2 separate regions of the Mus musculus genome follow, and region 1 is linked to region 2. A link is a contact called in ENCODE Hi-C or POLR2A ChIA-PET data. All regions are on one chromosome and are shown on one strand. The core of a region is the stretch at or near the end of the contact, and the rest is flanking DNA. Distances in the headings are between cores, read along the strand shown.

Region 1 (3,003 bases), core at 313-2,812, 150 kb after region 2:
AACACGAGTTCACGCTCCCAAGCTCCCAATTTCTGTCAGCTTCTCCCTTGACTATTTTTGTTCCTCAAGAATACCCAGCATTGTCTCCAAACTGCTTTAACTATCTTTTAACTGTATTCTTTTCAGTCAGTCAACCGCCAGCTATTAAATTTAAACAAATTGAAGGTGAAAGTGATTGTTTTTTTTTTTCAACATAAGGTGCGCACAGACGCGGTAGTGCTTCTTCCTCAGTAAGGATCGGAATAAAAATACTGAATGCTGTGTATTAAATGCAGATGCTTTCTAGAGAAAACCTAGCGACAGTCTTGCTGTTTAGGAAGAAGAGAGCTGTCGTGGGTTTGGTTCGAGGCCAAGAATAAGGTTCGGGAACCGACCTAAAACAAATATGGAGGTGAAAAGGCACAAGGAAGCTCCTTGAATTCACCAGCCAGTGACAGGCTATTTGGTGTCAGTTTCTAAGAACCAGGGCACCAGGGAGGCAATGGACAATGAGAGGGCAGGTGAGGCACAGGGGATCGCGCCCAGGAAACACTCAACAAGTCTGGAAGATGAAGGATGCTCTGAGATCGAAGATTGCTACCATGAGACTGCCGCTGGCCTCTGCACGACCATCCCCTTTCCCAGGACTGACCGTCACCGGCTCTCGCCGGCTGGGGGACAGCCTTTCGCTCTCCTACCTGCCTCGACGTTCGCCCGGATCAGGGCGTCTACTCAGGACCATGCTGGGAGCCAGCCGGCGCCTCCACCCCGGACCCGCTTCCCGGTCCCCGCCGGCTTCCATGAGGAAGGCGACGTCGGGCCTGTCCGGTCGAACCCGCCTTCGAACGTGGGCGTCAGGATGGCCGCCGAGCCGGCGAGGGCGCAGCCCGGAACCTTCGCCTCGGCCCGGAGCCCGGTGCGCAGCACAGCTCGCGGTTCAGCCCAGGCGGCGGCCAGGCGCGAGGCGGGCTCGAGCCGAGGTGATGGGGAAAGGGGGCGGGCGCGCCATCATGAAGGGAAAATGGTGGGCGGGCGGGCCCGCGCGCGCGGCCGCCGTACTCACCCGGGCGGGCCAGTGCGGGTAGCCCTTCATCTTGGCGAAGACCAGGTCTCCCGCTTTGTACTCGCGGGGCCGCGGACGCGCCATCCCGGTCGTTCTCCTGCTCGCCGGTCCTTGGCCGCCGCGAAGATGCTGGGAGGCCGCCCCTCCGCGGGACGACGGAACCGCGCCGCGCTCCCCGCGGGGCCTCGAGCCGAACGCTCGAGCGGCCGCTCCGACGAGGGAGAGCGGCGAGGCAGTGGCCGAGGCGAGCGGTGGGCGGGGGGCACCGCAGGCCCCGCAGATCCCCGCCCGGCTGCGGGGGATGGGAGCCCGCGTCCGGCCGCGCCGAGTCCCGACGCCGCCGCTACCGCCGCGCGCTGCTCACAGGAGCCGCGTCGCCAGCCTCATGCAGCCGCCGCCTCCCCGCCGAGCTTCTGGGTTCCGTGCGAGCTCCGGGCCTCGCGCCTCCTCCGAATTCCTCCTCGGGCAGCGACCGCAAACACGATCTTATTATTGTTCTCGCGCGCGCTCAGCATTCCCCCCCTCCACCCCTCGCCCGCCCCGCTTCCCTCCCCTCGCGCGCCGGCCGGTTAATTCCTAGGTGCACGGCCGGCTTTCTCGGAGAAACCGCGCGCGCCGCCTGGCTTGCTCCGCGGGCTGCTGGTGGGCGCGTCCTCCCGCAGCAGCGAAGCCGGTGCCCCGCGGGTGGGAGCGCCTACTCCAAAGACGCCCGCCGCCTGCTCTCTTTTGTTCTTGGCCGGGAGCTGCCTGGTGAAGCCCAGCCAATCACCACCCGGCCGCCCCTCTTTCCCCTCCTGCTCGCGCCCACCCCCTGCGGACTGCACCCCCTTTCTGACTGCCCCCTACCCGTGGGCCACTTCCTCGGGTGCTCTCTGGTGAGTTGGGGGAGAGGGGGGACAAAGGCTTCCCAGGCATGGGGGATAGCTGCGCAGGGGACTCGCTGCCTGGTCAGTAGGTACCTGGAAAGAACAAGGGCAAGGTTCTTGCCCCAGGTCTGCCTTAATGATGCAGTGTGACCCACCTAGGGCAAGCGACTTCACTGGAGTCAAGGCCAGTCCTCACCGACAGGATGGCACAGTCGGGCTTTGAACATGGATCTATATGGTTCAGTGCCCATAGCCTAAGTTATGCTTCTCTGTGTGGGGCCTTCATGGGCCAATAATTTTGGGGCAAAGGACTTACCCTGACAAGTCAAATCAGTTGTTTTCAATTCTGGTAACATACTGGAGAGCAGCTTCTAGAGATTTCTTTATACAGGTTAGTAAGTCTACGACAAACGTGTGCATTCACCATTGTTTTATTTGGATTTCAGCTGACTGCTTTCAAAAAGACATTTTGGGAGTGAGAATCTTTATAGCATTCTCCTTTGTGAGAGGTAAATAAAATAATTCACTCTTTTCTGCATCTGCTCGATGAATGGATGAATGCGCCCTGTGGAAGATCCCTGTGATCTTGCCTTCTTTAAAAGGTCCTCTGGTGCTGCACCTAGTTGGGAAGACAGCTCTCCTTTGTGAATTGCCCTCTTTGCCATTTCTCCCCTCTGTAGAAAGTGGGTTTTCCAAGCATCTGCCCCACTCACTTGTGCTTGAGAGCTGTGCTTACCGCAGCCTCTCCGTGATGGGTTTCCAGTGGCCGGCTGTAGAGTCTGGAGACATTCCGAGGAGCGTTTACTTTGTTCACAGTACTTGGCTGTTTCTTTTTTTGCATCTCTTAATTCTCCAGCACCCACCCCTCACCTTCCCTATAGGCTCACCTTGTCCTCTCTTGCGCTGCAAAATTAGTCTAGGTTTTTTCCCCCGGCTGTGATAGCCCGAGAACGAGCTTGTCACGTCTACAAGTCATATCACACACATCCTAGGTGCCATGTCAAAGCCGCATCTCTTGACAGGCCACCAGAGCCCTAACTGTCCAAAGCTGGAATGGCCGAGGCTGCCTGTGGGCTCTGGGCGGTCATGAGTAGG
Region 2 (2,900 bases), core at 99-2,598:
GTTTAGAGACAGGGTCTTGTTGTAGTCTAGCTGACCTCCTGCCTCAGTTCCTAACTAAGTACTTGTGAATTATTGGCATATATGACCAGGCCCATCTACAAAATACCACATTTTTAAAAAGGAAAAGATACACAGATTCCATCTGATTTGGTATTAAATATTGTACATTTTCTTTCAAATACCTCTATATGAGACTATAGAATGTTTAGATGGAGAAGCTTCTAAACGCAGACATAAAAAATACCATTTACAGTTACAGGATAAGCTTTTAGATAACAAGGCAAAAATAAGATGAAAACGCTGCTTTATCCACATCCAAATCCCACCCAGTGCTCAGACGTACCTGTCACAGCGTTCTGTCTGGAGCCAGGTTTGGCATGAATGGCTATGGTGACAAAACCTTTAGGGTCAGTTGCTACAGGCCCTGCAGCAGGAGGTGCTGTCTCTGGTTCTTTGGTTTGGTTTTTACCCTAAAATGACACACAATTTCACAGGTAACAAAATACTTCAGTTATTTTGAGCCATCACTACCCTCACCTTCACTAAACTGGGCCTACATGCAGAAACTAGCCACCACCGTGCTCCTCCCACATCCCTTCATGATCCAACATACAGAGACAGAGAGGGGGGTGGGGTGGGGCTGTCTCTGTGTAGGTATGTGTTCTACTTAAGATCTCTTGGCTAGCTTAGGACTTGTTCCCACAGTCTACTTTATCGTTTCTATTTCTCAAGAGAAGGGGCATTTATTAGTCATCTTTATAGCCAATGCATCCTAACGCTCAAGAGTGGGTGAGGAGTCCATTGCAGAAAGAACGACGACTGGTATTTAAATGCCATCTAACAACTTAACAGAAAACAACTTCCAGGGCAGTATGCGGACAGCGGGTATGAAGAGGAATAAGGATTCAAACTCCCTGACTTCAAGGGGCTGGGATCACAGCGACAGAAAACAAAGGGATATTAGGGGAGGGAGTGCAGTCTCATTGACAGAAGGAAGCGATCAGCCACCATAGGGAGGCAGAACGCACAGCCTGCCGGGAAGTGTAACCCTCAGAGTGAGAGAGCAAAGACGGTGGTCAGCGGGTGCGCAGTGGAGCCTACTCATCCTTAGGGCGAGCTAATGTGCGACCCAGGAAGTCTCAGACCTGGACCCGAAGGGAGGTCTTCCGCCCTCCAGGCGCTGCGTCTGTTCCCCGCCAGTGTAGCCCCGTGGCCCACCCTCTCCACAACACGAGGCTTGCCACTGGCCTTGCTTGTCGCACCGGCTTTCTTAGGCATTGTGGAACCACACAGGAGTCTAACAGAGGCCAAGCACACCGACCTACAGCAAGCAGCAGCATCCCAACCACGCAGGCGCCAGCGTGGCGGAAGAGTTCTGTGCGCCTGCGCAAGTCATGGGCGGAAGCGGCAGGCGCGTCGGCCGGCACCTAAGAGTGCCACCTCGCCCCGAGATGGCACTGTTTTCCTTCCTTTGCAACCTGCCAGCCTCAGGGTGTGATCCATTGGTGAGCCATCTTTGCCAGCAGAGGGAAAATTGTCACCTATCCTTAGGGTTGGCAAGAGCAGCCAGCCTCGGTGCTCGCCTGCCCAACGCGGCACCATGGCAATTCGCACAGGGCAGTGCGCAAGGAGAGGAGATCCACTGTGGAGTTGAATACAACCGTTCGTGAAACTGAAGCAGAGGCAAATCAATGCAAGTGCTAAAGTTAGGGACTGGCCTTGTCCAATAAGGTTAGAATGTATAGATGGTATATGCCCAGAGGTAGGAAGATCTGCTACCTAAATGGGAGATGGCTTGTTACCATTTTGAGGATCTTTGGGACCTGAATAATCTGAGATGGGGAAAAGATTAACTGAAGATGCCCGAGTCTACGGCTAGCAGTTGTGGCAGTCCGAGGGGGAGTTTTCAGGGTACATTAAGTTTGAAATGATTGGAGACATCCAAGTGGAATAGTTAAGGAGCTACCTGAATACATAACCAAATTATCAGTGACCTGTGCCAGTGAGAGGGGAGTTAAGGAGGAGGACAGAGACTGTGACAAATGTCAAAGGGCGACAGCATTCAGATTCACAAACAGGTGAGACTGGAATGTGAGTGCTGAAAACAGCCACTAAAGGTTGGGATCAGAATGGGATGTCTCATTTTACTCTCCCAGAGACACCCTTTCCACATGACACGTTAAGTGGTGTGTTGTGAGAAAGTGGCTAAAGCCTAAGACTCAGGTGATTCAGGTGTTAAACCACACCACACCTTTTTTGAAATACATTACAAATAGAGGCACAAAGTGGAGCCAAAACTATACTGTAGTAATTTGATGAATTTTGAGGTGAAATCATGATGCCCTAAAAATATTTACATTACGATTCATAACAGTAGCCAAATTAGTTAGGAAGTAGCAACAAAAGTAATGTTACCGTTGGGAGTCATCACAGCATGAGGAACTGTATTAAAAGGTTGCAGCATTAGGAAGGTTGAGAACCACTGCTCTAGAGACTTGACAGTTTTTATCAGGGGAGGAACACGGATTGGTGTATTTCTGATGGTGCCTGGATGGGCAAAGGAGGGGGAAGCAATGTCCTCTAAGGAACCGTCAGCCTTCTCCACAGGTACCTCTAGAGTACCTCATCACCAGCTAGAAAGGACAGGACCCCGCCTCAGGTCAATCTGTCACACAGCCACTTGCCCCAATGGAAAGAACAGGGGTTTGTAATCCAAATGGCAGAAACCCAATGTAAAATTCTTAAGACTTGATCTTAGATTTGACAATGGAGTTAAGGGTTTGTTTGGCATGTAGGAAGGATAAATGCCGTGGTTCTCTCTCTGGCCTTCTGAATGTGAGGACAAAAGCAGAGACAGAAGGCTGAAGAAGGCAGAGCAGACCAAGAGGGCAGTAAGCGCT

What was found. A loop is a pair of places that touch in the nucleus more often than their neighbours do. ChIA-PET counts read pairs that join two places held with the same protein, here RNA polymerase II (POLR2A).
Region 1: a loop to region 2 is called in a map of heart, with 5 times the contacts of the local background. The contact joins the promoter of Hdgfl3 here to the promoter of 3110040N11Rik in region 2. A Hi-C loop is called at or near these places in 7 of 37 maps with a recorded cell type or tissue (heart, left cerebral cortex and regulatory T cell). POLR2A ChIA-PET finds 5 or more read pairs at or near these places in 1 of 5 experiments (Patski).

The regions. Positions count from the first base shown.
Region 1 is chr7:81,932,897-81,935,899 of GRCm38, forward strand. It overlaps Hdgfl3 (HDGF like 3), which reads right to left and starts at 1,563. Exons shown (of 6, transcript NM_013886.4): 1 at 1,043-1,563. The coding sequence starts at 1,126.
Region 2 is chr7:81,788,107-81,791,006 of GRCm38, forward strand. It overlaps 3110040N11Rik (RIKEN cDNA 3110040N11 gene), which reads right to left and starts at 1,349. Exons shown (of 5, transcript NM_026077.4): 1 at 1,249-1,349; 2 at 344-470. The coding sequence starts at 1,278.